2 separate regions of the Homo sapiens genome follow, and region 1 is linked to region 2. Evidence: read pairs that join two places in POLR2A ChIA-PET (ENCODE). Cell type or tissue: Panc1. All regions are shown on one strand. Links, peaks and the distances in the headings refer to the core of each region. The heading gives the core; the rest is flanking DNA.

What was found. Peaks named below come from ENCODE experiments on the same cell type or tissue, not always from the same donor. Only the 100,000 strongest peaks of a DNase experiment are listed, where the experiment ranks them.
Region 1: POLR2A ChIA-PET joins it to region 2 with 10 read pairs; 8 of 35 experiments call an interaction of 5 or more read pairs at or near these places.

Annotation. Positions count from the first base shown.
Region 1 is chr6:37,182,595-37,198,801 of GRCh38, forward strand. No RefSeq gene overlaps it. Among named protein-coding and RNA genes, the nearest start is that of PIM1, 21 kb to the left of the region's middle. RefSeq lists a cis regulatory region at 676-889. In Panc1, for the core only: no CTCF peak of the experiment used is centred there; no DNase peak of the experiment used is centred there.
Region 2 is chr6:37,094,061-37,110,267 of GRCh38, forward strand. No RefSeq gene overlaps it. Among named protein-coding and RNA genes, the nearest start is that of PIM1, 68 kb to the right of the region's middle. RefSeq lists silencers at 5,533-5,827, 8,493-8,632, 8,643-8,822, 11,638-11,697, enhancers at 7,799-8,406, 8,407-9,014, 9,261-9,310 and a cis regulatory region at 15,600-16,207. In Panc1, for the core only: no CTCF peak of the experiment used is centred there; DNase peaks (open chromatin) are centred at 8,537, 8,917 and 9,144; H3K4me3 peaks cover 1,603 bases; H3K27ac peaks cover 4,763 bases.

The sequences.
Region 1 (16,207 bases), core at 5,384-13,383, 90 kb after region 2:
CTCCTGGGTTCAAGCGATTCTCCTGCCTCAGCCTTCTGAGTGGCTGGGATTACAGGTATGTGCTATCACGCCCAGCTAATTTTTGTATTTTTTTTTAGTAGAGACTGGGTTTTGCCATGTTGGCCAGGCTGGTCTCAAACTCCTGACCTCGGGTGATCCACCCGCCTCAGCCTCCCAAAGTGCTAGGATTACAGGCATGAGCCACTCCGCTCTGCCTATTTTATTGTTTTAGAGATGAGGGTCTTGTCATGTTGCCCAGGCTGGCCTCAAAATCTTGGCCTCAAGCAATACTCCTGCCTCAGCCTCCTGAGTAGCTGACTGTACAGGTACATGCCACCTAGCCCGGCTTGATGCAGTTATGTATCCACATTTCACAGATGGGGATAACAGATGTGCAGAGCAGTAAATTTCATGTCAAAGGCCACATATTAGGTAGTGGTCAGGTCAGAATTTGGACCTAGGCCATCTGTGGTTCTATGGTCATCCAGACTCCGCGATCTTGGCTCACTGCAAACATTTGTGTGGATTAGCCACCTCAAGGTCCCTTCAGGGCCCAGGATCTGGAGGTGAGAATGGTTCTTCCCCAGACTCCAGAGTTGGGTAAGCCATTCTGTTCTGTGGAAATAGTCATTATGAACTCCTGTAAACTATCTTTCACTTGGGCCTGGCTGGGGAGGAAGAGTTGGAGGCTGAAAAGGGAGAAGAAAGGGGACCCGGGGGGGTTGGGGTGGGGCAGGGGCACATTTCTTGTAAATGTTGCTCAGCTCCTTCAACTGCTGTGCTGGTTCTTGGAAACCTTCACCACAAAAGACCTATCAAGAACAGTGTTAAAAAAGATATGGCCTCATCCCCCAGTTCATTTCCTGCCCAGCCTTGCACTACTAACCCCGATTGCCAAGAGCAAGGTTGCAGTGTCCCCTCAGCAGTGCTGTGGGAGGAAGTGCAAAAATAAGCAGAACTAGGGGCAAGACCAGAGGACTGTCTTTATTTTTATTTATTATAACAGGACATCCGATGTACAGAAGTGGATTCATCATAATCCTTGGCTCATCGTATATTCTCATCCTTGGTCCAAGAATGGTCTTTTGTTTATATATATATATATATATATATATATATATATATATTTTTAAATCGGAGTCTTGTCACCCAGGCTGGTATGCAATGACGTGATCTCGGCTCACTGTAACCTTCACCTCCCAGGTTCAAGTAATTCTCCTGGTTCAGCCTTCCAAGTAGCTGGGATTACAGGCGCCTGCCACCACGCCCGGCTAATTTTTTGTATTTTTAGTAGAGACAGGTTTCGCAATGTTGGCCAGGCTGATCTCGAACTCCTGACCTCAGGTGATCCACCTGCCTCGGCCTCCCAAAGTGCTGGGATTACAGGCGTTAGCCACCGCATCTGGCCCGTTATTATTATATTTTATCATACTGGGTAGTGAATCCACCACCCAGCTCAAAAAACAGAATATTAACAATGACATCCATCTATCTATATGATCCTCTCTTAGTCCATTTCTTACCTCCCCCAGATACAACCCACTGTCCTAAATTTTGTGTTTGGCATTCTCTTACTTTATATTTTATTTATTTATTTTGAGACAGAGTCTCACTCTTGCCCAGGCTGGAGTGCAGTGGCATGATCTTGGCTCACTGCACCCTCATCTTCCTGGGTTCAAGCGATTCTCCTGCCTCGGTCTCCGAAGTAGCTGAGATTACAGGCATGTGCCACCATGATTTTTGTATGTTTAGTAGAGACAGGGTTTCACCATGTTGGTCAGGCTGGTCTTGAACTCCTGTCCTCAGGTGATCTGCTCGCCTCAGCCTCCCAAATTGCTGGGATTACAGGCATAAGCCACCATGCCCGGCTTATTTATTTATTTACTTTGAGCTTGTCACCCAGGCTGGGGTAGTCGCGCAATTGAGGCTCACTGCAGCCTCAAATTCCTGGGCTCAAGTGATCCTCCTGCCTCAGCCTCCCAAGAAGCTGAGACACAGACATGTTGCCACCACACCTTGCTAATTTTTTTTTTTTTGAGATGGAGTCTTGCTCTGTCGCCTCGGCTGGAGTGCAGTGGCACAATCTAGGCTCACTGCAAGCTCCACCTCCTGGGTTCACGCCATTCTCCTGCCTCAGCCTCCCGAGTAGCTGGGACTACAGGTGCCCACCACCACGCCTGGCTAATTTTTTTGTATTTTCTAGTACAGACAGGGTTTCACCATGTTAGCCAGGATGGTCTCGATCTCCTGACCTCGTGATCCGCCCGCCTCAGCCTCCCAAAGTGCTGGGATTACAGGCGTGAGCCACCGTGCCCAGCCCACCTTACTAATATTTAAATTTTTTGTAGAGATGGGTGTCTCACTATGTTGACCAAGTTGTTCTTGAATTCCTGGCCTCAAGCAATCCTCCAAACTCAGCCTCCCAAAGTGCTGGGATTACAGGCGTGACCACTGTGCCCGGCTAACTTTTAAAATTTTTTATAGAAATAGGATTTTGCAATGTTGCCCAGGCTGGTCTCAAATTTCTGGGCTCAAGTGATTCACCCGCCTCGGCCTCCCAAATTGTTGGGATTACGGATGTGAGGTACTGCACCTGGCTAACAGCATAGCAGCATTCTTTCACTTTAAAATAACATTTTATTTTATAGGTATGTATCCCTAAATTATGGAGTATTTAGTATTTTTATTTTGTCTTATTTTATTTCATTTCATTTTTAGATGGAGTCTCGTTCTGTCGGCCAGGTTGGAGTGCAGTGGTGCGATCTCGGCTCACTGCAAACTCTGCCTCCCGGGTTCAAGTGATTCTCCTGCCTCAGCCTCCCGAGTAGCTGGGATTATAAGCATGCGCCCCAACGCCCTGCTATTTTTTGCATTTTTAGTAGAGATGTGGTTTCACCATGTTAGCCAGGCTGGTCTCAAACTCCTGACCTCAAGTGATCCACCAGCCTGGGCCTCCCAAAATGCTGGGATTATAGGTGTGAGCCACTTGTGCCCGGCCAATTGTTTTTTAATTTTTAATTTTTGGGGTACATAGTAGGTGTAAATATTTATGGAGTACAGGAGATGTTTTGACACAGGCATGCAATGTGTAATAATCACATCATGAAGAATGGGGTATACATCTCCTCAAGCATTTATCCTTTGTGTTACAAACAATCCAATTATGCTCTTGTAGTTATTTTTAAATGTACACTTCAATTATTATTGACTATAGTCACATTCATTGTTTCTATTTTTTTTTTTTGTACCCATCAACCATCCTCTCTTCCCTACCAGGGTCCCACTATGTTTCCCAGCCTCTGGTTACCATTATTCTACTCTCTGTCCATGAGGTCAATTGTTTTGATTTTTAGAATTCCCAGATAAATGAGAACCTCAATGTTTGTCTTTCTGTGCCTCGTTTATTTCACTTAGCGTAATGACCTCCCATCCCATCCATTTTGTTGCAAATGACAGGATCTCATTCCTTTTTACGGCTGAATAGTACTCCATTGTGTATATGTACCACATTTTCTTTATCCATTCATCTGTCAATGGACACTTAGGTTGCTTTCAAATCTTGGCTATTGTGAACAGTGCTGCAACAAACATGAAAGTGCAGATATCTCTTCGACACACTGATTTCCTTTCTTTGGGGTATATACCCAGCAGTCAGATTGCTGGATCATATGATAGTTCTATTTTTGGTTTTTTGAGGAACTTCCAAACTGTTCTCCATAGTGGCTGTACTAATTTACATTTCTACCAACAGCGTAGGAGGGTTCCTTCCCTTTTCTCCACATCCTCACCAGCATTCATTATTGCCTGTCTTTTGGATAAAAGCCATTTTAACTGGGGTGAGAAGATATCCCACTATAGTTTTGATTTGCATTTCTCTGATGATCAGTGATGTTGAGCACCTTTTCACATGCCTGTTTGCCATTTGTATGTCTTCTCTTGAGAAGTGCCTATTCAAATCTTTTGCCCATTTTTAATCAGATTATTGGATTTTTTCCCTATTGTTTGAGCTTCTTATATGTTCTGGTTTTTAATCCCTTGTCAGGTGGGTAGTTTGCAAATATTTTCGCCCATTCTCTGGGTTGTCTTTTCACTTTGTTACTTTGTTGATTGTTTCCTTTGCTGTGCAGAAGCTTTTTTTTTTTTTTTTTAATTGAGACGGAGTCTTACTCTGTCACCCAGGCTGGAGTGCAGTGGCTCGATCTAGGCTCACTGCAACCTCCGACTCCTGGGTTCAAGCGATTCTCCTGCCTCAGCCTTCCGAGTAGCTGGGATTACGGGTGCGTGCCACCATGCCCGGCTAATTTTGTATTTTTAGTAGAGATGGGGTTTCTCCATGTTGGTCAGGCTGGTCTCGAACTCCTGACTTCAGGTGACCCACCCGCCTTGGCCTCCCAAAGTGCTGGAATTACAGGCATCAGCCACCACCCCTGGCTCACCTCCTTCTCTTCTTTCCTATTTAAACTTGGGTGTCTTTCCCCTTTTTCACTGCTAAGCCCTCTGTGGTGGTCAGGATCTTGGCAGGAGACAGACAGCCAGCTCAAATGGCCAGCTCAAATCGAGTAATGTAAGGAGAGCATAAAAAAGCACTCCAAGGGGGCAGTGCTGTACCCTGGGGCGCATTCCTTCCCTGGGGCCTGGGGTGGGGGCCGGGGGGCTACAGGAGGGAGCAGGGACCAGAGCTGGGGGCTCTGCATACGTGTCCAGAAGGCTGCCTGACAAGAGCTGTGACCTTCCTTTGAGAAATCAGCCTGTATAACCCAACCCTGTGGGAGCCACCCTCTCATCTCCCAGCAGGGCCTCCCATTGAACCAACTGGAAGCCAGAAGGCAGGGAGTCTGGGGTGCTGCAGTCTGCGTAGTTCCCTCTCTAGGGCAGGGAGCAGCTCCTGGGAGGCCAAGGAGACACCCAGCACCGCTGCTTTCCCCTCATGACTAATTCCTGGAACTCCAGCACCGAGCTCGCTCCTGAGCTCCAGGCCTCCCAGATACCCCTGCCCAGGGGCTCCCAGACACCGGGTCACTCAGTACCATTGTGTGCTGGAGGGAAGACACCCCCAACTCTGAACCCCACCCTGCCACAACTCGCCTTTCAGCTCCACTCAGGAAGTGCCTGAGAGACACAGATGCTCACGTATTTCTAAGTGAAAATACATTTTTTTAGTTCTGCTTATAAAAAAGGCACATGTTTTTTTATAAAAATAATAATATAAAGTGAATTAAAGTTATGTGATGTAATCCTACCACCCCAGAGAGAAATACTTTGAGTATGTCCAGACTCTCTCTCTCTCTCTCTCTCTCTCTGTGTGTGTATTTTTTCTTTCTTTCTTTCTTTTTTTTTTTTTTTTTTTAGTAGAGATGGGGTCTCACTCTGTTGCCCAAGCTGGTCTTGAACTCCTGGTTTCAAGTGATCCTCCTACTTCACCCTCCCAAAGTGCTGGAATTATAGGCATGAGCCACCACACGAGCCAGAGCTTGTATTTTTAGTAACCTTTTCCCACTTAACAAAGTGCTGTTGGTATGTTTCCATTTCAAGAACTATGGACAAACACAATCATTTTGATATGGCCATAATGTGGATGTACATAATTAATTTTGGTAATTTCCTGGGAGCCAAATGATAAGAACTTATGAACACAAACAAGGAAACAGCAGGCCGGGCGCGGTGGCTCACGCCTGTAATCCCAGCACTTTGGGAGGCCGAGGCGGGTGGATCACCTAAGATCAGGAGTTCAAGACTAGCCTGGCCAACATGGCGAAACCTTGTCTCTTCTAAAAATATAAAAATTAGCCCGGCGTGGTGGTGGGCACCTGTAATCCCAGTTACTCGGGAGGCTGAGGCAGGAGAATTGCTTGAATCCAGGAAGAGGAGTTTGCAGTGAGCCAAGGTCGCGCCACTGTACTCCAGCCTGGGTGACAGAACAAGACTCTGTCTCAAAAAAAAAGGAAACAGCAGGCATTGGGATCTACTTGAGAGGGGAGGGTGAGAGGATGGAGAGGAGCTGAAAAGATAACTATTGGGTACTAGGTTTATTACCTGGGTGATGAAATAATCTGTACAACAACCCCCCACGACACGTGTTTACCTATGAACAAACCTTCACATGTATCCCCAAACCTAAAATAAAAGTTAAAAAAATAATTAATTTTGGTAATTTCCAAAATTCCACCATTTTATATATAAAATGCTCCATTAATAGACAGGGCTTTGGGCAGAGATTATTGCCTATACAGATATGTATTATCCTTTTCTTCCTTGGTGATAGACTTCTAATTTTTATTTTTAAAATTATTTTATTATTACATTTATTTTATTATTAAATTAAATAGTAATTTGTTATTATTACTCTTTTAGAGACACAGTCTTGTTCTGTCACCCAGGCTAGAGTGCAGTGGTACAATCATAGCTCACTGTAACCTTGAACTCCTGGGTTCTAGTGATCATTTTGCCTCAGCCTCCTGAGCAACTGGGACTATAAGCACAGGCTACTATGCCCAGCTAATTTTTTAAATTTTTTGTAGAGATGGGGTCTTGCTGTGTTGCCCAGGCTGGTCTCAAACTCCTTACCTTAGGCAGTCCTCCTGCCTTGGCCTCCTAAAATGTTGGGATTACAGGTGTCAGTCCCTGCACTCAGCCAAAGTTTTATTTTTATTTATTTATTTATTTACTTTAGAACCTCTTATGTTTAGCAAGTCGTGAGTCCTTCCTTAAGAATAAACAGGAAATTCCTCAGATTCTCTTGCAGCTAGCTTTGGACACATGACAAAGTTAAGGCCAATGAAATGAAAGCAAAAATGTTCTGGTGCAGATTCCAGAAAAGTTCCTTCAAAGACAGAGGGAAACAGGAGCTATTATGAGAAGGCAGTAGTGGAAGTGGGGGAGAAAACTTGCTGAGTAGAAAAAAAGTGGCTCCTGGCCGGGCACAGTAGCTCACACCTGTAATCCCAGCACTTTGGGAGGCCAAGGCAGACGGATCACCTGAGGTCAGGAGTTCGAGGCCAGCCTGACCAACGTGGTGAAATCCCATCTCTACTAAAAATATAAAAATTAGCTGGACATGGTGGCAGGTGCCTGTAATCCCAGCCACTCGGGAGGCTGTGGCTGAGACAGGAGAATCGCTTGAGCCTGGTAGGCAGAGGTTGCAGTGAGCCATGATCGCGCCATTGCACTCCAGCCTGGGCAACGAGAGTGAAACTCCACCTCAAAAAAAAAAAAAAAAAAGAGAAAGAAAAAAAGTGGCTCCCTCAGGCCCTACATTAATCTGAGCTGTCACCATGATCACCTTGTTTTGTGACAAGCTTTTTTTTTTTTTTTTGACACAGGGCCTCACTCTGTCACCCAGGCTGGAGTGCAGTGGTGCAATCATGGCTTATTCCAGCTTCAACATCCTGGTCTCAAGCAATCCTCCTGACTCAGCTTCCTCATAGCTGGGGCTACAGGCACACATACCACGCCTGACTAATTTTTATAAATTTTTTTGTAGAGGTGGAGTCTTGTTGTATTGCCCAGGCTGGTCTTGAACTCCTGGACTCAAGTGATCCTCTTGCCTCAGCCTCCCAAAGTGCTGAGATTACAGGTATGGGCCACTACACCTGGGCCTGTGACAAGCTTTTAATATTTCACAAGAAAAATACTTTTCCCCTCTAAGTAGTGATTTTTCAAAAAATGTGTGGTATCTTTAAGTATACTTTCACTTTCTCATGATCCCAGTGTCTGCTCCTTCCAACTCCTCATGACACATCTGTCCAATTTTATACTGCAAGTCAGTTAGAAAGTGAGATTGGAGGCTGAGTGCAGTGGCTCACGCCTATAGTCCCAGCACTCTGGGAGGCCAAGGCAGGCAGATAGTTTAGGCCAGGAGTTCAAGAACCCCCTGGGCAACATAGTGAGAACCCATTTCTATTTAAAAATAAAAATAAACTGGGCATGGTGGCATGCACCTGTAATCCTAGCTACTCAGGAGGCTTCGGCAGGAGGGTGACTCGAGCCCAGGAGTTCGAGGTGATACTGAGCTATGACGGTGCAACTGCATTGCACCCTGGGTGACAGAGTGAGACCCTGTCTCTAAAAAACAAAAAATAAAAAATAAAAAGAAAGCGAACTTGGCTATCGAGCCGATTCTCATTTATTTACATCAATCCATGGGGAAAGTATATGATAGTATGAATAATCTAAAATGAAAGATAACTTAAAATGTATATTTGGCACTAGAATGTATTCCTAAATCCAACATATTTTATTTTATTGTTTGTTTTTGTTTTTGAGACAGAGTCTCGCTCTGTTGCCCAGGCTGGAGTGCAGTAGCATGATCTTGGCTCACTGCAGCCTCCTCCCAGGTTCAAGCAATTCACCTCCCAAGTAGCAGTGGTTACAGACACGCACGCATCACCATGCCCAGCTAATTTTTGTATTTTTTGTAGAAACAGGGTTTCACCATGTTGGCCAGGCTGGTCTCAATCTCCTGACCTCAGGTAATCCACCCACCTCAGCCTCCCAAAGTGCTGGGATTACAGGTGTAAGCTACTGTGCCCAGCCAAATCCAACGTATTTTAATTGATGGAGAAAGAAAGGGAATAGGGCCTGGTGTGGTTGCTCATGCCTGTAATCCCAGCACTTTGGGAAGCCGAGGCGGGTGGATCATTTGAGGTCAGGAGTTTGAGACCAGCTTGACCTACATAGTGAAACCTCGTCTCTACTAAAATACAAAAATTAGCTGGGCATGATGGCGGGCACCTGTAATGCCAGCTACTCGGGAGGCTGAAGCATGAGAATCACTTGAACGCAGGAGGCGGAGTTTGCAGTGAGCCGAGATTGTGCTTCTGCACTCCAGCCTGGGTGATAGAGCAAGACTCACTCTCAAAAAAAAAAAAAAAAGAGAATACATTATTTTATTTTATTTTATTTTTTGAGATGGAGTCTTGCACTGTCACCCAGGCTTGAGTGTAGTGGTGTGATCTCGGCTCACTGCAACCTCTGCCTCCCGGGTTCAAGCGATTCTCCTGCCTCAGCCTCCCGAGTAGCTGGGATTACAGGCACCCGCCACCACGCCCAGCTAGTTGTTTGTATTTTTAGTAGAGACGGTGTTTCACCATGTTGGCCAGGCTGGTCTCGAACTCCTGACCTTGTGATTTGCCCGCCTCAGCCTCCCAAAGTGCTGGGATTACAGGCGTGAGCCACCGTGCCCAGCGATAATACATATTTTTTTAAAAAAAACTTTATTGAGGGGTAATTTACATACACTAAATAGCACTCATTTTAAGCACGCAGTTTGATGTGTTTTGACAAACGTACAGGCCCCTGTAACCATGACCACAATCAGGATACAGAACGTTTCCACCACCCCCAAAAGTTCCCGGGCCCTTTGCATTCAATCTCCCCATCCCACCCTCACTGGCCCCAGGCAACCACAGATCTGCTTTCTGTCACTGTAGATTAGGTTTGCCTGTTGTAGGATTTTATTTAAGTGGTGTCATACATCATGTGCTTATTTATGGGAATGATGATTTATTGGGTGCCTAGCATGTGACAGACACTTTATAAGTGTATAGTCATTTCCCTTTTAGAGACTAGTAAATCAAGACTCCAAAATGGAATAATTTACCAAGGTCACATGGCTAGTAAAAGGCAGAGTAGAATTCTAAGTTTATGTGTCCCCAAGTTTAGGGTCTTTCCTTACACACTGCATTGCTGGCCAGGCGCAGTGGTTCATGCCTGTAATCTCGGCACTTTGGGAGGCTGAGGCAGGAGTATCATCTGAGGTTAGGAGTTCAACCTCACATTTCACCTGGCCAACACTGTGAAACCCTGTCTCTACTAAAAATCAGCTGGGCGTGGTGGCACACGCCTGTAATCCCAGCTACTCCGGAGGCTGAGGCAGGAGAATCGCTTGAACCCGGGAGGTGGAGGCTGCAGTGAGCAGAGATCACGCCACTGCACTCCAGCCTGGGCGACAGAGCAAGGCCTTGTCTCAAAAAAACAAAAAAAACAAACAGAAAAAAACCACACTATGTTGCTTCTGTCCTTGGCTTTTTGGAGGCTCTAACAGATGAATATGTTATAGGCTAATGTAAGGTCAAGGCATACAGTTTTATGAAAAGGCAGGTGTAGGGTACAGGGAACAACTAGAGAACAGACAAGAGGATACATAATAACATGATAAAGTAAATGGTAACCTAGCACCAAAACATGTTGTCTGCTTTATAGAGATACAAATCACCACTGAGGGCCTAAGAAGAGAATGTTGGCTGCAGGTGTCACAGCAGGTTTCTCGGGAAGCGGGGAGGGGGCAGGATTATCTATCAACCTAGGCATTTACTTCAGACAAACTAATAAAGCTAGGTTGTAAAAATCTTCTTCTTTTTTTTTTTTTTCCCTTGAGACGGAGTCTCCCTCTGTCACCCAGGCTGGAGTGCAGCAGTGCAATCTCAGCTCACTGCAACCTCTGCCTCCCAGGTTCAAGTGATTCTCCTGCCTTAGCCTTCCAAGTAGCTGGGACAACAGATGTGCACCATCATGCCAGGTTAATTTTTTTTTTTTTTTTTAAGACAGAGTCTCCCTCTGTTGCCCAGGCTGGAGTGCAGTGGTGCAATCTTGGCTCACTGCAACCTCTGCCTCCTCGGTTCAAGTGATTCTCCTGCCTTACTCTCCTGAGTAGCTGGAACTACTGGCGTGCTCCACCACGCCGGGCTAGCTTTTTTTTTTTTTGTATTTTTAGTAGAGATGGGGTTTCACCATATTGCCCAGGCTGGTCTCGAACTCCTGACCTCGTGATCCACCCGCCTCAGCCTCCCAAAGTGCTGGGATTACAGGTGTGAGCCACCGCACCTGGCCTCCCGGCTAACTTTTGTATGTTTAACAGAGACAGAGTTTCACCATGTTGGCTAGGCTGGTCTTGAACTCCTGACCTCAAGTGATCCACCCGCCTCAGCCTGGGTTGGAAAAATCTGACTCAGAAGGGGCCAGGTCTTGGGTTTCCTTCTTTCCTGTCTGGTCAAACTCATCCTGGAATTTGAAGTTTAGAAAATCATAATTTAATAAGACAAACATAGACTTAATCCCCAAACCCAGGAACAGTAGCATGAGGACAGCTGGGAGTGTTAAGGAGTTTAAGAACCAGTAAAAAGAAGAGCAGGCAGTTCTCTGCTTATAAAGGGTCATGGTTCAAAAGTTTGTTTGTGTATCATTTGCTTGAAATCCAACACATCTTCCTATAGAAACCGCATTACAAATGGAGGTTGAGCTCTCAGCTCTGCCCTCAACTGCTGAGTTAACACATGAGGTGGCGAAATACTATACAATTGCTATGAAAACAATACTTTGGGAATTCTAGAGCTCAGACAAAACAGTGGATTGTGGACTCAGACATTTGAGTTTGCTCTTTGCAGTCAATCTCCCCATCCCAACCCTGCATCTTGGTCCATCTTGTTGTCTAGAGCTCCCTCCTCCTCAGTACAGGAATCAGCACCACCATATAGATAGGCATTCTCCCTTAGCTGAGTCCATTCCCCTCCCAAGACAGTTAGAAAAGTCTTCCTTGTTTCAAGTTGTTATTTGTCTTCTGCTACCTTCTTTCTCCTTTTTTTTTTTTTTTTTTTTTTTTTTTTGAGTAGGAGTCTCACTCTGTCACCCAGGCTGGAGTGCAGTGGTGCAATCTTGGCTCACTGCAACCTCCACTTTCCAGGTTCAAGCAATTCTCCCACCTCAGCCTCCCGAGTAGCTGGGACTACAGGCACCCGCCAACATGCCCAGCTAATTTTTGTATTTTTAGTAGAGACAGGGTTTCTCTATGTTGGTCAGGCTGGTCTCTGAACTCCTGACCTCAGGTGATCTGCCTGCCTTGGCCTCCCAAAGTGCTGGGATTACAGGCATGAGCCATCACACCTGGCCTACAAGTGGTTTTAATTCCAGATACTACAAACTATAATTATTCAAGCCTACCCACAGCTGTGAGTATTGAAATTCTCACATTTCCAGTCATCTAGATAAGTAAAGGTCATTTTGTTTATTCAGTTATTTATATCAGTATGGACTCATGGATATGTATTTTATTCTATGGGTTATAGAATCCATCACTATTGTTAATTATTTTGTTGCTCAAACTGCTTCAGCTTTAGCCATTGGGAGCTCTTTCAGGTTGGTTCCTGAGTCCTTTCAATGAGCTCCCGTCCTTTTTTGAGCACTTTATCTCTGCTACCATAAGCTACTCTGGGTTCCTTGTGTGTTTTCCCTTCCCAGCACTGAAATCAACCACTTCTCCAAGAAACCTTGGTCCTTTTATTGAAGAATGCTATTTAAAAGCCAAATCTGTGGTGGAATGGATAAGAAAAAATAATCCAATCATATATTGCTTACAAGAAATCCACCTAACTGGTAAAGACACTTATAGACTGAAGGTAGTAAAGGGGTGGAAAAAGATATTCTATGCAAATGGAAACCAAAAGTGAGCAGGAGTAGCTATACTCAGATCAAGCAGACTTAAATCAACAACAGTAAAAAAAAAAAAAAAATAGAGAAGGTCATTATCACATGAAAAAATGCTCATCATCACTGGCCATCAGAGAAATGCAAATCAAAACCACAATGAGATACCATCTCACACCAGTTAGAATGGCGATCATTAAAAAGTCAGGAAACAACAGGTGCTGGAGAGGATATGGAGAAATAGGAACACTTTTACACTGTTGGTGGGACTGTAAACTAGTTCAACCATTGTGGAAGACAGTGTGGCGATTTCTCAAGGATCTAGAACTAGAAATACCATTTGACCCAGCCATCCCATTACTGGGTATATACCCAAAGGATTATAAATCATGCTGCTATAAAGACACATGCACACGTATGTTTATTGTGGCACTATTCACAATAGCAAAGACTTGGAACCAACCCAAATGTCCATCAATGATAGACTGGATTAAGAAAATATGGCACATATACACCATGGAATACTGTGCAGCCATAAAAAAGGATGAGTTCATGTCCTTTTGTAGGGACATGGATGAAGCTGGAAACCATCATTCTCAGCAAACTATTGCAAGGACAGAAAAACAAACACCACATGTTCTCACTCACAGGTGGGAATTGAACAATGAGAACACTTGGACACAGGATGGGGAACAGCACACACTGGGGCCTGTCGTGGGGTGGGGGGAGGGGGGAGGGATAGCATTAGGAGGAATAGCTAATGTAAATGACAAGTTAATGGGTGCAGCACACCAACATGGCACATGTATACATATGTGACAAACCTGCACGTGGTACACATGTACCCTCGAACTTAAAGTATAATAAAAATAAATAAATAAATAAAAATAAATAAATAGGCCGGGCATGGTGGCTCACGCCTGTAATCCCAGCACTTTGGGAGGCCGAGGTGGGTGGATCACGAGGTCAGGAGATCGAGACCATCCTGGCTAACACGGTGAAACCCTGTCTCTACTAAAAATACAAAAAATTAGCTGGGTGCGGTGGCAGGCGCCTGTATCCCAGCTACTTGGTGGCTGAGACAAGAGAATGGCGAGAACCCAGGAGGCGGAGCTTGCAGTGAGCCAAGATTGTGCCACTGCACTCCGGCCTGGGCAAAAGAGCAAGACTCCATCTCAAAAAATAAATAAATTAAATAAATAAATAAATAAAGTTAGTATGTATTTACACTTAAAAAAAAGGTCATTATATAATGATAAACGGATCAATTCAACAAGACGATACAACAATCCTAAATATATATGCACCCAACATTGGAGCACCAAGATTCATCGAACAAGTACTACTTGACCTAAGAAAAGAGATATACAGGAATACAATAATAGTGGGGGACTTCAGCACCCCCACTGACACACTAGGCAGATCATCGAGAAAGAAAATCTACAAAGAAGCACTGGATTTAAATTGGACTTTAGACCAAATGGACCTAAGAGACATTTACAGAACATTCTACCCAACAACAATAGAATATACATTCTTCTCATCAGCACACAGAACATTCTCCAGGATAGACCTTATGTTGGGCCACAAAACAGGTCTCAATAAATTTATTTTTATTTTTTAATTAATTTATTTATTTATTTATTTATTTATTTATTTATTTATTTTTGAGATGGAATCTCGCTCTGTCACCCAGGCTGGAGTGCAGTGGTGTGATCTTGGCTCACTGCAACCTCTGCCTCCCAGGTTCAAACAATTCTCCTATCTCAGCTTTCCGAGTAGCTGGGATTACAGGTGCCCGCCATCACGCCTGGCTAATTTTTTTTATTTTTAGTAGAGATGGGGTTTCACCATCTTGGCTAGTCTGGTCTTGAACTCCTGACCTCGAGATCCACCCACCTCGGCTTCCTAAAGTGCTGGGAATACAGGTGTGAGCCACTGCGTCCAGACTATTTTTTTTTTTTAAGAGATAGGGTCTTGCTTGTTGTCCAGGCTGGAGTGCAGTGGCACATTCTTGGTTCACTGCAGCCTCGACCTCCTGGGCTTAAGCCCAAATAGCCAAAGTAATCCTAAGCAAAAAGAACAAAGCTGGAAGTATCATATTATTTGACTTCAAATTATACTACCAGGCTATGGTAACCAAAACAGCATGGTGCTGGTATAATAATAGGCACATAGATCAATGGAACAGAAAAAAGAACCCAGAAAAAAAGCCAAATACCTACAGTGAACTGATCTTTGCAAAGCTGACAAAAATTTACACTAGGGAAAGGACACCCTACTCAATACATGGTGCTGGGAAATGGGATAGCCATATGCTGAAGAATGAAACTGGACCCATACCTCTTACCATATACAAAATTAACTCAAGATGGATTAAAAACTTAAATGTAAGACCTGAAACTGCAAAATCTCTAGAAGAAAATCTAGGAAAATTCTCGACATTGGCCTAAGCAAATAATTCATGAGTAAGAACTCAAAATAAAATGCAAAAATAGACAAATGAGACTTTATTAAATGAAAAAGCTTCTGCACAGCAAAAGATATAATCAACAGAGTGAACATACAACCTACAGAATGGGAGAAAATATTTGCAGGCCGAGCGTAGTGGCTTATGCCTATAATCCCAGAACTTTGGGAGGCTGAGGTGGGATGATTGCTTGAGCCCAGGAGTTCAAGACTAGCCTGGCCAACATGGTAAGACCCCATTTCTACAAAATAGTAAAATAAAAAAATTAGCCAGGTATGCTAGCATGCACTGGTGGTCCCAGCTACCCTGGAGGCTGAGGCGGGAGGATAATTTGAGTCTTGAAGTTTGAGGCTACAGTGAGCTATGATCATGCCACTACACTCCATGCATTCCAGCCCGGGTGACAGAGTGAGATCCTGAAAAAAAAAAAAAAAAAAAGGAAGGAAAGAAGGAAATGTTCGCAAAGTATGCACCAACAAAGGACTAATATCCAGAATCTACAAGGAACTCCAACAATACAACAATAAAAAAAAAATAACCCCATTTAAATGTGGGCAAAAGACATGAACACACACTTTTCAAAGAAGACATACAAATGGCCAACAAGCTTATGAAAAAATGCTCAGCATCACTAATCATCAGAGAGATGCAAATTAAAACCATAATGAGGTATCACCTTATACCAGTCAAAATGACTATTATACATATTATATTTATAATATATATAAATAAAATGTACATACTATGGAATACTACTCAGCTATAAAAAAAAGAAATTATGTCTTTTGCAGCAACATGGATGGAACTGGAGGCCATTATCTGAAATGGAGTACTCAGAAACAAAAAGTCCTGCTGGGCATGGTGCTTCACTCCTGTAATCCCAGCACTTTGGGAGGCCAAGGCAGGCGGATCACTTGAGGTCAGGAGTTCGAGACCAGCCTGGCCAACATGGCGAAACCCCATCTCTACTAAAAATACAAAATTAGCGGGGTGTGGTGACATGCTACTTGGGAGGCTGAGGCAGGAGAATGACTTGAACCCAGGAGGTGGAGGCTGCAGTGAACCAAGATTGCGCCATCGCACTCCAGCCCGGGCAACAGAGTCAGACTCCGTCTCAGAAAAAAAAAAAAAAATGAGCAAAAAGTCAAATACCACATGTTCTCATTTATAAGTGGGATCTAAATAATCTGTACACGTGGACACAGAGAGTGGAATAACAGACGCTGGAGACTTGGAAAGGTAGGAGGATGGGAGGAGGGTGAAGGATGAGAAATTACCTAAGGGTTATAATGCACACTATTTGGGCAATGGTCAGGCTTA
Region 2 (16,207 bases), core at 4,147-12,146:
CTAATATATAGTAATTTGTTTTCACGTCAACATAATTGTGAGATTTATTGAGTGAGATACCACTTTCCATTTACCAGAAAGGCTGAGATCAAAGTTTGTGGTTCTGGGGACAGGACTGGGATGGCTGCGATGGGAATGTGGAGACCTCTCACTGCATGCCCTTCCCTACCTTTTTAAATTTTGTGTCATCTGCAAACATTACCTAGTCAAAAAATTAATAAAATACTTAAAAATATGAGTTGGTTAGGACATGGGGAAATAGGCATTCTTGTTCTGGCAGGAGGTGGTGTGGACAGAAACTTCTGTATGTTGGACAATAGTGATATTTATCCAAATGTTAAACAGGCACACCTTTTACCCAATGATATCTGGTCTAGTCTAGGAACTTCACCCACACCTGGGGGAAACGACACCCAAGTCTGTTCACCACTGCATGATTTGTGCTGATCCTGAGAGGCTGGCCTGAGCATCTAACCCTCTTTGAAGACTATGCTGACTCTGAACAAAGACCAGAAGCTAGACTTCCTGTCTGGCGATCTTCTCCAACCACCTCTTTTTTTTTTTTTTTTTTGAGACAGAGTCTTGCTCTGTCTCCCAGGCTGGAATGCAGTGGTGTAATTTGGGCTCACTGCAAGCTGCGCCTCCCAGTTCAAGCGATTCTCATGCCTCAGCCTCCCGAGTAGGTGGGATACAGGCACGTGCCACCACACCCAACTAATTTTTATGTTTTTAGTAGAAACAGGGTTTCGCCATGTTGGCCAGGCTGGTCTCAAACTCCTGGCCTCAGGTGATCCACCTGCCTCGGCCTCTCAAAGTGCTGGGATTACAGGCATGAGCCACCACGCCCAGCCACCAACCACCTCTTGTTACATAACAACTGGGCTGGGTGTGGTGGCTCCCCTGTAATCCCAGCACTTTGGGAGACTGAGGTGGGAGGATTGCTTGAGGCCAGGAGTTCAAGACCAGCCTCGGCAACATAGCAAGACCCCATCTCTACAAAAAAAAAATTTAAACTTAGCTGAGCATGGTGGCATGCACCTGTAGTCCCAGCTATTCAGGAAGCTGAGGTGGGAGGATCACTTGAGCCCAGGAGGTCGAGGCTGCAGTGAGCCATGATTGTGCCACTGCACTCACCCTGGGCGACAGATTGAGATCTTGTTGCAAAAAAAGACAAAAACAACAGATGCCTACAGAGTGCTCGATTCGTGCCCGGCTCTGTTACATAGACTAAACCCTTTCAGTTTTCACAACTTCATGAATTAACTACTACTATCATCAGCCATGTGTGATAGATGAGAATATTAGGGCCTATTAGTGCTAACCTTGCCCAAGGTCACACGTGCTAACCAAGCAAGTGGCAGAGAGTGGATTAATACCAGGGCCCATGCTCTACATCGCTGCACTACACTGCTTCTCCGCACAATGGATGGTACATGCGTGCATATTAACCACCATTTATTAAATACCTCTTATTTGCTAAGCCACTGTGCAAGTTACTTCACAGTGTTTTATACAAGGCCATCTCTATAGCCAGTCCTGTGTTGATTGCAGAATGGGGGTGGGGAGTGCCACTGAGGAAACTGAAGAAAACAGAAGAGACTATTCCCACCTTTAAGAAGCTGACAATATGTGGCCAAGTGCTCCAAGAGCACTTGGAATATTGTGGCTCCAAGAGCTACAATAGTGGCTCACACCTCTAATCCCAGCACTTTGGGAGGCCGAGGCGGGCTAATCGCCTGAGATCAGGAGTTCAAGACAAGCCTAGCCAACATGGTGAAACCCCATCTCTACTAAAAATCCAAAAATTAGCCGGGCATGGTGGTGCCCGTAATCCCAGCTACTCAGAAGGCTGAAGCAGGAGAATCATTTGAACCTGGGAGGCAGAGGTTGCAGTGAGCCGAGATCGCGGCACTGCACTCCAGCCTGGGCAACAGAGAGAGACTCCGTCTCAAAAAAAAAAAAAAAGAAGTTGACAATTTGTGTAAGATGACAACAAGCTTTCCATTTGTGCAACACCTCACAGTTTTCAAAGTCCTTTCATTATCTCATTTAATCTTCTTCACAATCCTGCCAAATAATTTTCATGATCTCTGCTCCAGAATGAGGAAACCAAAGCTTTCCAAGTCACAAGGGCCTGCCCCCAAGATCATCTAACCAGCCAGGGAAGAGCTGGAACTTGACCTCAGGTCTCATGATTCCCCCCCACCAAGGAGGAATGGCACACTACCAAGACAGCCCAGCTCAGTGGTTTGTAACCTGCCCCAGCATGAAGACCCCTTGTTCCCTTTGGAAATGACTGCAGCCCTGCAAAGGAGAGAAGCTGTTATTCTGGGCTTTGGTAAACGGGGAAAATTCATAGTGACAAAAAACAATCAGGCCTTCAGCACAGCTGAAAAGGAGTAGCACAGTTATACACCAGACATTACTTACACAGTTGGCAGATAGTATTTGGAGTTCAAATAGACATAGAGCTTCTTGGAATAATTCTGCAGCCCACAGGCAGTAACGACTGGCCGGGCCTATACTACCAAAGTAGTTCAGAGAAGGCACCATCTCTAAAATCTGTGTTCTTGACCAGGGCGTGGGGGTAGAGGGGTATGGGGGCATTTAAATTCAATGAGGTTGGCAAAAATCAGGACTGAAGAAATAGTGGGAGCAAAGGAGCTTGGCTGAGGGAGACAGGTGTATGGAGAGACCCAAAGGATATATGGATGTATGTGTATTTCTTTTGCAGAGAAGGGTTGATTCTAGATGCCCAATGGCCATTTGAACAGTTAGAGTAAGAGGGGGACTGGGAGTGGAGAGAGTGGTCTAGAGATGAGATAATGCTAGTCAAAATCCCTTACCTGATGCCTTTGGGTCAGATGTGTTTTGTAATGCAGAGTCTTTCGGATTTTAGAAAAGGAACACAGTGCCATGCCACATATTTTGCAAAGCCCCCAGCAGAATCTGGGATGTCATCAAATACTTTAAACAAATACTTTAATATTCCTGCAAAAAAGTACATGGAAAATTCACACTAGGTGGGAATAAAAAAAACTCAGGTTTTGTCTGGGTGCTGTGGCTCAAGCCTGTAATCCCAGCAGTTTGGGAGGCCGAGGCAGGCGGATCGCCTGAGGTCAGGAGTTCAAGACAAGCCTGGCCAACATGGTGAAACCCCATCTCTACAAAAATACAAAAATTAGCCAGGCATGATAGCGAGTGCCTGCAATCCCAGCTAGTCAGGAGGCTGAGGCAGGAGAATCGCTTAAACCCAGGAGGCGGAGGTTGCAGTAAGCCGAGATCGTGCCATTGCACTCTCCAGCCTGGGTGACAGAGTGAGACTCAAATCTCAGGTTTTGTTGCCAAATGTGTTTCGTTTTCAGAGCTTTTAGGTGTTTGGAGTTGTAGATGAGATATTGTGAACTTAAAAATTGAATAAATGTTACTTTTGGCTTGTTTGCATTCTAAGCTGATTGACATGCATTATCTCATTTAATCCTATGTCAGCACTATGAGGTTATTATTCTCAATTACCAGTGGAGAGAACCGAGGTTAAGAGATGTTGAGTGACTTGCCCAAAGTCACTCAGCTGGTCAGTGGCAGAGTGGGGACCAGAACCCAAGTCCCTGAGATTCCAAAGCAAATTCTATCTGCCTAGGGAGAAGCCCATTCTGCCAACCTTACAATTTTGTCTAGGTCAACCACTCTTAAGAAGTGAAATTATCCATCAAGGAACAAAGAGAACAACTGAAGTCCCAGCTTGTGGTACTGAGTTCTCACCTATCACTTTTAAGTATTTTGGATGGCCGCCCTCTACACCATACCATTTCCCAGTGCACCATGTGCCAGCTGAACAAAACAGGCAGCCACTCCATGCCCTGAGCCTGTAAAGATCCCTGGTGATCACTAATTTTTCACCTTCCAGAATCTGCTCAAGGCAGTGCAGTGCAGCAGTTAAGCACATGGATGTTAGAGTATGGAGGACACATCCCAGCTCTGCAACTCACCAGCTGTGCAACCCTGCAAGACATTACACCTCTCAGGGCTTTGGTTCCCTTACCTGTAAGATACGGTATTGGCTGGGCACAGTGGCTCACGCCTGTACCCCAGCACTTTGGGAGACTGAGGTGGGTAGATCATGAGGTCAAGAGTTTGAGACCAGCCTGGTCAATATGGTGAGACTCTGTCTGTACTAAAAATACAAAACTTAGCCAGGTTTGGTGGCGGGTGCCTGTAATCTCAGCTATTCGGGAGGCTGAGGAGAATTGCTTGAACCTGAGAGGTAGAGGTTGCCATGAGCTGAGATGCCACTGCACTCCAGCCTGGGCAACAGAGTGAGAATTTGTCTCAAAAAAAAAAAAAAAAAAAAGCCAGGCATGGTGGCTCACACCTGTAATCCCAGCACTTTGGGAGGTCGAGGTGGCGGTTCATGAGGTCAGGAGATCGAGAGTGAAACCCCGTCTCTACTAAAAATACAGAAAATTAGCCGGGCGTTGTGGCGGGCACCTGTGGTCCCAGCTACTCGGGAGGCTGAGACAGGAGAATGGCGTGAACCTGGGAGGCGGAACTTGCAGTGAGCTGAGATCACGCCACTGCACTCCAGCCTGGGCCACAGAGCAAGACTCCGTCTCAACAAAAAAACAAACAAACAAAAAAAAAAAAAAAAAAAAAACACCTGCCTTATTGCTGTTGTGAAGATTAAGTGAATGAATATACATTAAGTCCTGAGAAAAAAGCTGTCCTAGAATAAGCACTTGATGTTGTGCCTATGAAAGAGTCTTTTCTGCGCCCAACCAACCACTCCCTTCTCTACCCTGCACACTGGCCATCAGAGTGCTTGTACCACCTTTCCCCCACTTATTTGTCTGCTCCGACACCCAGGATAGAGTGCAGTGGCATGATCATGCTCACTGCAGTTTCAACCTCACGGGCTAAAGTGATCTTCTCACCTTAGCCTCCTGAGTGTCTGAGACTACAGGTGCACACCACCCCACCTGGCTAATTTTTTTATTTTTTGCAGAGACAAGGTCTCCCTGTACTGTCCAGGCTGCTCTCTAACTCCTGGGCTCAAGCAATCCTCAGGCCTCAGCCTCCCAAAATGTTGGGATACAGGCCTTAAGCCATGGCACCCAGCCTGTATCTGTTTTTTGCTAATAAACTAACATATTGTAAGGAGGAGTTGTGCTGTACTCAGTTCTGTCCCAGCACTCAACACAATGCCAGGCATACCATAGGCACTCATTTACTGCTGAAGGAATGAATGAATGAATGGGCTATGTCTGCAAGTGCTTATAATTTTATTATGGAGAAAGTCATCAATTTGAAAATAAATAATATGATTCTCATTTTCCACAGGCATATCATAAAATCCTATTTCTTGTAAAGCCGTAGGAAAGGGGGTTGGCAAAAATCACATAAGTTGCAATCCCAAGACACCATGGAGTTGACGGTATGCTGGGTGATGGGTTGTGCCCATGTGAAAAATAGCTGCACTGCACATGCCAGCCATGGGACAGTCAGTGCCTCTGGGAGTCTGGAGATGGGAGAGGGCAGAACAATATGAAATGAGTCACAAATGTGCATGTCATCCTTGCTCAAGGTAAAATAGGACTGTTGGGTAACAATAGGAACCATGTCACAAGGCAACACGAGGCAAGTGCATGCCTTTGAGTGATGGGCACAACCATGGGTGTGGGGTTCAGAGGATGGAAAGCCCCCTTCCCCAGGATGCTTTCTTCCTCAATTGCTTTCTTCCAAATCAAGATCTCATGTGAAGCCAGTGGTTCACACCTGTAAACCCAGCATTTTGGGAGGCCAATTTGGGCACAATCACTTGAGCTCAGGAGTTCGAGACCAGCCTGGGCAACATGGTGAAACCCCATCTCTACTAAAAATACAAAAAATTAGCTTGGCCTGGTGGTGCGCTCCTGTGGTCCCAGTTACTCAGGAGGCTGAGGTGGATCACTTGAGCCTGGGAGGCGGAGGTTGTGGTGAGCCAAGATTGTGCCACTTCACTCCAGCCTGGATGACAGAGTGAGACCCCATCTCAAAAAACAAAAAACAACTCATGTCGTTGGTGGTACACAACTGTAGAACTGTAGTCCTAGCTACTCGGGAGGCTCAGGATGGAGAATCGCTTGAGACCAGGAGTTCACGCAAGACCTTGTCTAAAAAAGGAAAAACAGGCCAGGTGTGGTGGCTCAAGCCTGTAATTCCAGCACTCTGGGAGGCTGAGGTGGGCAGATCACCTGAGGTCAGGAGTTCGAGACCAGCCTGGTCAACATGGTAAAACTCTGTCTCTACTGAAAATACAAAAATTAGCTAGGCGTAATGGTGCACAACTATCATCCCAGCTACTTGAGAGGCTGAGGCAGGAGACTTGCTTGAACCTAGGAGGTGGAGGTTGCAGTGAGCCGAGATTATGCCATTGCATTCTAGCCTGGGCGACAGAGCAAGACTCCATCTCAAAAAAAAAAAGACTGGGCGCAGTGGCTCACTCCTGTAATCCCAGCACTTTGGGAGGCTGAGGCGGGGGATCACGAGGTCAGGAGATCAAGACCATCCTGGCCAACATGGGGAAACCCCGTCTTTACTAAAAATACAAAAATTAGCCGGGTGTGGCAGCACGTGCCTGTAGTCCCAGCTACTCCGGAGATTGAGGCAGGAGAATTGATTGAACCCCAGAGGCGGAGGCTGCAGTGAGCCGAGATCGAGCCACTGCACTCCAGCCTGGGCGACACAGCGAGACTCCATCTCAAAAAAAAAAAAAGAAAAAGAAAATGAAAAAAAAATCTAATGTGGGTGCATCTGATCGGTGGAACTTAGGTCACCTGCTTACATGTTAGTTGCAAGGACATCTGGGAAGGTCAGTTTCTGGCCTTTACTTTGGGGAAGTGGGATTTATGATGTGGGAAAAACCCAAAATAGGAAAGTTGATCAAAAAATGCTGGTGACTGTAGGCAAGGCAAACGCCCCCTACATATGGTTTAGGATTTTTTTTTCTCATAAATACAGAATACTAATTTAATCATTCTCTGAACCTCCAGTGCCTAGCTCAGTGCCTGGCAGACAGCAGAACTCAATACACTAGAAAGGAAAGGAAGAGGGAGGAGAGAGAGATTGCACATTTACATGCTGCCTTACCAAGCAAGGTTGAATGAAGACTTGCTGTTTGGGTACATAAGACTCCCAAGGCCCTTTAGGAATTTGAAGGAAGGGGACTCCCTTGCACATACATGCTTAAGTCACACCTGTAAGCTCTGGCGTACAGCCTCCGGACCACATGAAACGCTCGATGTGTCCTGAGTAGTCGTCCACTTTCTCTGTAGCCCACCTGTTTGCTTACTGTCACTCAGGCTGTCACTGAATCTCCTCCCCTCCCTAGTCCCAGGAGAGGTTTTACTAGTCTCTGAAGGCCAATCTAAAACAGTTGTTGCAAAGGCAACGCCAGAGGCCTCCCAGGGTGATGACTATGTTGACAAAGATCACTGGCACCTAAATTCAAGCAGGTCTGTAAAACTCTGTCTTGTTCTTTTTTTTTTTTTTTCTTTTTGATATGGTGTCTCACTCTGTCGCCCAGGCTGGAGTGCAGTGGCGCGATCTCGGCTCACTGCAAGCTCTGCCTCCCGGGTTCACACCATTCTCCTGCCTCAGCCTCCTGAGTAACTGGGACTACAGGCGCCCGCCACTATGCTCAGCTAATTTTTTGGTATTTTTAATAGAGACGGGGTTTCACCGTGTTAGCCAAGATGGTCTCCATCTCCTGACCTCGTGATCCGCCCGCCTCGGCCTCCCAAAGTGCTGGGATTACAGGCGTGAGCCACTGCGCCTGGCCTGTCTCGTTCTTCATGGTCAAGGTGGGCCATGACAATGATAACATGGGTCCTGCCTCTTAAAGTTTATATTGTAGTTTAATTGGTGAGCACACACACGCTTAAATGATGAGCAGCTCTCTGGGTGCCAAATGAAATAGGAAAAAGCAAATGCTCCCAAGGTTTAAGGAAGACCAGGTTGGCATAGCTGAGCTGATGAGAAAAGGTGCTGGAAAGACGGGGGGCTGTTAAGGGATGAAGTAGTTAGAGTACGTGGGAGCTGTGGCAAACCTGCATTCTTCCCTAACCCTTCCAAACCAGGTCAGATCCCGGTAGCATCACCACGGTACCCTTCATATCAAGGCTGAATTTCATTTTGGTGATTATCTGATCCGGTGTCTGCCTCCTCCATTTTACAAAGATCTTGCCATTGTGCCCCAGGACAGCGATAGGTGGGCAGAGGCCAGTGAGGACCAGGTCAGGGCGAGGCTGCTGGGAGGGAGAGGCTGAGCCGATCACAAAGACAGTCTGCAGCTTTCCTCCTCCCCCTCCCCCAGGGAGGAGCAGCTGATGTGTTTCAGGAGTGTTCCAATCCAATTAGTGCCCTCCCTCCCCTCCACGGTGGCCCAAGCCACCACTCCCTTCCCCGAGGTGGAGACTGGGTGGGGAGGGGGTGCTGAGGAGGTCTGAACATCCTGACCCAGCTCCTCGTGGCAGCACAGCTGGCTCGCTGCTACTGAGCTCAAGGCTGCTATGACAGCGCTCGTTTCCAGGCGACTGTTCTGGGGAATGCTCTGTTTTGGCAACCAGAGGGCCCCCGGGTAAGGGGGGCCCGCAGGACGCCGCGTCATTTGCATGGCAACCTCCTCCCTCCCCGAGCTGCGCGCTGCTCTGCGGCAGGCGGGCAGCCTGGCCCGGCCGCCCCGGCCCCTCGCCCTCCGCCCAGGCCCGCCTTGCGGCTCCGGCGCGGCGCTGTCACCGCCTTCTCCACACCGGGAGGCGGAGGCTGCACGCAGAGCTAGGGCATTTCCGGAAAGGCTGGTGCCCTAGGGAAGTGGGGAAATGATGCTTGGGGACAAAACACTGAAATGGGGGAGGGGAAATGAAATAAAATCTTTCCAAGCCAGAGTCAAAGTCACATGGCTTGGTAGCATCAAAATGCATTCTGGATAGCAGGGTTGGCTCACAAAATGTTTATTTAGGTGAACTCACAGCTAAGCCCTAGGAGATACTCAGAAAATTTCTTTTGGATCATTACACTGCATGTGTGTGTGAATTTGGGAATGGGAAAAAATATTTCTTACCTAGGCAAATAAGGCAGTGATATTCTTAGGAAATATTTTCAAATTCTTGCAGGGGGACTTGGTGACATTGTATTTTCTGAATTTGTTGGAAGAAACCGAAAGAGAAAATAAATTCCTGGGAGCCTCCCTTCTCTCCTGCATATACCCACCCCACCCAAACCACACACACCAGCACAAGTCCATGATGCCAACTGGGATACCAGGGCTGTGACATGTGGACCAACATTAACTGCCCAAGGACACATGCCCTGGGCTGGAACCTGAGAGGGGGTTGGGCCGGGGCAGGTCACCCCAGCTGAGCGATCACATTTCCCTGGCAGCTGTCCAAGGGGCAGCTCCCAGCTGCACCTGTTTGTGGGGTGATTTGCTTTTATCAGTATTGACACAGCAGCAGGGCCAGGGAATAGCATAGTAATAAATAAATGAGAGAGGGAAAAAAAATAAAAAAAGGCCGGAGCCACCGAGGCGAGGCAAAAATGCTGAGGTCTTTTTTTGCTTGTATGTCAGCGCATTCAATCCAGTTTCCCCACCCCTGAAATCTCTGAGGATCACAGAGCAGGCTTGGCATGGGAACTCTGGGTCTTAAAGAGATAGAATTGCAGAATCAGAGGCATCTTAAGATCCTTTTGTGCCAGGCGTCCCTAACCAGCAGATCTCAGGGTTACTTGCTACCCTCACCTGCCCCTACTGTTTGTCAGGAACCTCAGCAGGAAGGGAGTTTCTTCCTCTCTCTGCCAACTTTAGCATCAGGGAAGTAGAATAATTCAAGTGGAGGGTCTGGAGTTAGTCAAACCTAGGATCAAATCCTGGCTCTGTCTAGCTGTGTGACTTGGGGTATATTAACTAACTACTCTGAGCCTCGATTCCTCTCCGGAAAAAATGGAGAAAATATCTTTCCTTTTTTGTTTTGTTTTGTTTTGTTTTTTGAGACAGAGTCTCGCTCTGTCGGCCAGGCTGGCATGCAGTGGCATGATCTCAGCTCACTGCAACCTCTGCCTCTCAAGTTCAAGCAATCCTTGTGCCTCAGCCTCCTGAGTAGCTGGGATTACAGGTGTCCGCCACCACACCCGGCTAATTTTTTGTATTTTTAGCTGAGATAGGGTTTCACTATGTGGCGCAATCTCGGCTCCGTGCAACCTCTGCCTCCCGGGTTCAAGCAATTCTCCTGCCTCAGCCTCCCAAGTAGCTGGGATTATAGGCGCCTGCCACCACGCCCAGCTAATTGTTGTATTTTTAGTAGAGGCGGTGTTTTACCATGTTGGCCAGGCTGGTCTCAAACTCCTGACCTCAAGTGATCCGCCCACCTCAGCCTCCCAAAGTGCTGGGCTGCCAGGCATGAGCCACCGCACCCAACCTCCCTCGGCTTTCTTTCCAGGATTGGAAAAAAATGCAGTACAAAACAAAAAGCAAAACAAATCTGTGGAATCTGATCTATTCCAGAAATGAGAGAGGGGAAGCAAGAGCCTGACGCTCTCTTCGTTCCTCAAATAGGGCCAAAGGTTGCCTCTTGGTTTTTCCAGCCTTGTTGTCACTCTTCAGGGGGCCGCAAGCTGACTCACCTATGCTCTAATACAATATGATACAGTAAGTCGGATGTAAACAAACCTGTTCACCAGAAGCCACCTGACCAAGCCTAGAGATAAAATGCACTTGTAAAAATTACTAGCAATAAAGTCACTACCATGTTTCAAACACGGAGGCAGGTCTCCAGGGTCAGGCTAGTGTATCAGCCATAAACATGGTTTCTGCTCAGACCGCTCAGCTCTAACCCCAGGCCTGACACCTACCAGTCACATGCCTGTGTCAGGTTATTTTACTTTCAGAAGCTTTGCTTTTCTTGTCAGTAAGATGGGGGCAAGAATACCCCATCAGCTTGTTGTGAGGACCAAATGCATGAAAAGCATGTAGTAAGAGCTTCACAGGGAGAAAATACTTGATCATGTTAGCACATGGGATCATTACTGTTAGATGAATGAGGCCAGACACTGTCATATTTATCTCTATATCCCCAGATCCTCAAGGCCTGGGATTTGGTAGGTACAGTAATGTTTGACGAATGAATGAATGCCAAGGCCCCTGCCCAAAAGAAGTCAAAATCTACTAGGGAAATATAAGACGTCAACTGCCCATGCCACTCACATGTGGGAGACAGCAGAGGGTTAAAAGCCATTCTGCCAGTCCCCAGGCCCCAGAGGAGGCAGTCCCTTTGATCCTTCAGTTTCATCTATCCAGGATGCTTTCAAGAGAGGAAAACAGGAAGTATCCCTGATAGCCCCTGCTTGCTCTTTTTTTTTTTTTTAAATGATGGGGAGTAGGAGGAGGATGGTCCTTTGGGTCACATTTTGTCAGGAAATCAGCCTCCTTCCTTTCAAATGCTGGAGCTTCCAAGGGGGCAGATAAATAGCTTCTTGCTCAATGCAAAGAGAAAGATGTGGTCCAGGGTAACGAGTTAGGGTTCCTTAGTTGACCACATTACTGTAACCAGATTGCAGGTGGTTTCAGACTATGTCGTCCTTCGCTTTCATTCACTCACTCACTCACTGTTGACTAAGTGCCTAGCCCTGGGCTGGACCTTGGGGTTATGGCTCAGTGTCTAACGTCCAGCATATAAATAGACCAAAAGATACAGGACAGTGAGATCAGAGAAGGTGGGGTGAACACAGAAAATTAAGAACTCTAAAGGAGAAAACAGCAACAGGAATGAGAAAGAGGTTATAGAAGAGAGAAACATAAAAGAAAAAAAGAAAAAACCTGGAGAAGGATAAATGTATAGGAAAGAAAAAAAAAAACAAGTTTATAAGAATTTGTAGCCAAGACAATAAAAGCCTCATAATAGAGGTGCATGCAGGAGAAAGCCATAAGCTCCAGGGACACACAAGGATGACAGCATGGGTAGAGGCAGGAAGGAAAATAATGACTTAAGACTGCAGATCTGGTGCTAACTTAGCCAGCCCCAAAAAGAGAGTATTTGCTAACCCCTAGTGTGCTAAAGTCATATTTAAATGTTTAATTTGTTAATAAATTCAGTTATATTAATACTTTGTACATCATATTATGTACTTTGTACATAATACAATGTACATCATTTGCCAATGATGGACATTGGTTACATGGGTGGTTCCATTTGTCAACATTACACAGTTAAGATTTCTGCATTTCAAGGTATGTAAATTTCACTAGAAGTTAAAAAAAAAGAACTATAAGAAATAACCAGGCTGGCCAGGCGTGGTGGCTCATGCCTGTAATTCCAGCACTTTGGGAGGCCAAGACAGGAGGATCACTTGAGGCCAGGAGTTTGAGACCAGGCTGGCCAACATGGCGAAACCCTGTCTCTATTAAAAATACAAAAATTAGTTGGGTGTGGTGGCATGCGCTTGCAGTCCCAACTACTCAGAAGGCTGAGGCACGAGAATCACTGGAACCTGGGAGGTGGAGGATGCAATGAGCCGAGATCGTGCCACTGCATTCTAGCCTGGGTGACAGAGTAAGACTCTGTCTCAAAAATAATAATAATCATTAAATAACCAGGCTGGGCGCGGTGGCAGGTGCCTGTAATTCTAACACTTTGAGAGGCCGAGGTGGGAGGATCGCTGGAGGCCAGGAGGTGGAGACCAGCCTGGGCAACAAAGCAAACCCTTCCCACCACATATAGAGGAAAAGAAATAACCATCACGTGGGCAAGGTGGTGGAGGTAGAGATGAAACAAGAAAGAATGCTGATGATTGCTGAATTTGGGGGATCTATACATGGAGGTTCATTATATTGTTCTGTTGACTTTGAATTTCTTTGAAATTTTCCATAATAAAAGTTTCTAAAAGTGGTCCATAATGTGTCACTGTTATCCTCAAGCAAATTCTTTTGTGTTATCAGGAAGTCAGCTGAGACATTATCTAATCCAGTGTTCCTGTTAGAGATGAGGAAACTGAGGTGCACCTTGCCTTGTTCGAGGTGTTCTCAGATATCAAGTGGCAGAGCCGACGCTGGACTCTCAGGAAGAGCACCACCCTTTTGACCTTTCCACCCTCCCCTGCTCATGGGAAGCCAGCTCAGAGCTGGTCTTTGGCTGCAGATGGAATTTACCCCTTACCTTAGGTTACCTTTCCAATCCCCAGGCCCAGGTCTTGATGTGCAGGGAAATCGAGTGGGATCGGGGAGTCTCGTGGAGGCAAACCACTTTTCTCCTCCCTGTTTGGGTTCTCAAAGATAATCCTGAGTTTGCAGAAAGTCCATGAGGTCCCCTAGCTACTATATGTCAAAGGTGGGAAAGGAAACCCACACAATTCATCAAAGATTTCCGGCAAGGAATCAACACTGAAAGAAGAGTCCCAGCTCCTCGGCTAACAGGGGTGTTGCCTTAGTGCAGTCAATTCACCTCTCTTACCTTGGTTTTCTCACTTGAAATAAGAGAATGAAGATTTCGGGTTCTATTTATCTTACAGGGTTGACGGGAGGATCCCAAGAGAGGGGAAGCACTTTGAAAAGTGAAAAGGGGGGAGCGGGGGAGGGATAGCATTAGGAGATATACCTAATGTTAAATGACGAGTTAATGGGTGCAGCACACCAACATGGCACATGTATACATATGTAACTAACCTGCACGTTGTGCACATGTACCCTAAAACTGAAAGTATAATAAAAAATAAAAAAAAAAGAAAAGTAAAAAGAGGGCTCGGCACAGTGGCTCACACCTGTAATTCCAGCACTTTGGGAGGCCGAGGCAGGTGGATCACCTGAGGTGGGGAGTTCAAGACCAGTCTGACCAACATGGAGAAACCCCGTCTCTACTAAAAATACAAAATTAGCCAGTGTGGAGGCACATGCCTGTAATCCCAGCTACTCGGGAGACTGAGGTAGGAGAATTGCTTGAACCCAGGAGGCAGAGGTTGCAGTGAGCCGAGATTGCACCATTGCACTCCAGCCTGGGGAACAAGAGCAAAACTCTGTCTAAAAAAAAAAAAAGAAAGAAAGAAAAGTAAAAAGAGGCTGGGCACAGTGGCTCACGCCTGTAATCTCAGCATTTTGGAAGGCTGAGGCGGAAGGATCACCTGAGGTTAGGAGTTCCAGACCAGCCCCTGGCCAACATGGTGAAACCCTGTCTCTATTAAAAAAATGCAAAAATTAGCCAGTTGTGGTTGCAGGCACCTGTAATCCCAGCTACTCAGGAGGCTGAGGCAGGAGAATCGCTTGAACCCAGGAGGTGGAGGTTGTAGTGAGCAGCGATCGCACCATTGTACTCCAGCCTCGGCAACAAGAGCAAAACTCCGTCTCAAAAAAAAAAAGAAAAGAAAAGAAAAGTAAAAAGAGATGTACAAATTATTATTATCATTGTTTTGTTTTTCACCCAGGCTGTAGTGCAGTGGCGTGATCTTGGCTCACTGCAACCTCTGCCTACTGGGTTCAAGCAACTCTCATGCCTCAGCCTCCAAAGTAGTTGGAATTACAGGCGTGCACCACTATGCCCAGCTAATTTTTGTATTTTTAGTAGAGATGGGGTTTTGCCATATTGGCCAGGCTGATCTCGAACTGCTGACCTCAAGTGATCTGCCTGCCTCGGCCTCCCAAAGTGCTGGGATTATGGGTATGAGCCACTGTGCCCCATCAGCCACTGTGCCTGGCCCGTCCAAATTTGATGTAGCATTATCACAAAGTGAGGGGTGGGGGAAGAGCAAGAAATGACAAGGAAGGAAATCAGGGAACCTTTTGTAAGATATATATATATATATATATATATATATATATTTTTTTTTTTTTTTTTTTTTTTTTTTTTTTGAGGCAGGGTCTCACTGTGACACTCAGGCTGGAGTGCAGTGGCACAATCTTGGCTCACTGTAGCCTCGAACTCCAGGGTCAGGATGCATGCTATCACACCCGGCTAAGTTTTGATTTTTGATTTTTGTTTTTTGTTTGAGATGGAGTTTTGCTCTTGTTGCCCAGGCTGGAGTGCAATGGCATAATCGCAGCTCACTGCAACCTCTGCCTCCCAGGTTCAAGTGATTCTCCTGCCTCAGCCTCCCGAGTATCTGGGATTACAGGCATGCATCACCATGCCCGGCCAATTTTGTACTTTTAGTAGAGATGGGGTTTCTCCATGTTGGTCAGGCTGGTCTCAAACTCCCGATGTAGGTGATCTGCCCACTTCGGCCTCCCAAAGTGCTGGGATTACAGGCGTGAGCCACCGCGCCAGGCCCATTTTGTAGTTTTTGTAGAGATGAGGTTTCGCCTTGTTGCCCAGGCTGGTCTCGAACTCCTGAACTCAGGCAATCCTCCTGCCTCATTCTCCCAAAGTGCTAGTGCTGGGATTACAGGCATGAGCCACGGTGCCTGGCCTGCAAGATTCTTGAGTATTCTCTTTTGGGTTGCGTCTTTGAGGAGAATAGGCTTTGGGGAGCGGGTAATATAGCATTTATTGATGCCTTGCACCATGCCAGACATTGTGTTTTGTTCTCTCTGTAATATCTTGTTTACTCCTCCAAATCACCCGACAGGGAGGTACTGTTATTTTGCTCATTTTGCAGACAAGGAAACAGAGGCATAGAGATGGTTTGGCAACTTGCCCAAGGTCAGACAGCTAGTTAGGGCAGAGGTGGGACTCAAACCCAGTCCATCCTGGGAGTGAAGCCCATGCTCTCACCCCAGGCCTCTCATCTGAGAGCCAAGGGGGCTGAGGAGGCAGCTGAGCCGCCGAGGAATGGCTGGCTGACACCTGGGCATTCGACTCACAGTCAGGAGACCTGGACTCGAGCTCCAGCTCAACTGCTTATTAGCCATGTGACCTGGGCCAAGTCATGCCACCTCTTGGGGCCTCAGTCTCTTCAGCTGCAAAACAGTGATAATAAAACCTGCTCCACCTACTTCGTGGGGCGATGTGAGGATTCCATGAAATCAGTGATAATGCAAATGCTTCGAAAACAACTGCAAAGGGCTGCAGAAATGAAGAGATCATGGTAATTTCTTCAGAGAAGCGTCTCCTGGATTATCTCTTGGTGACATTCTAGCTCATCTCCTCCACCTATCCTCAACAGCCTGAGTGTTGGAAGTCAGAACCCTGACCTTGTGGGTCTCTTCCAATACCGCTTTGGTGCAGAGGCAGAAGACAGCTGTTACAGACCG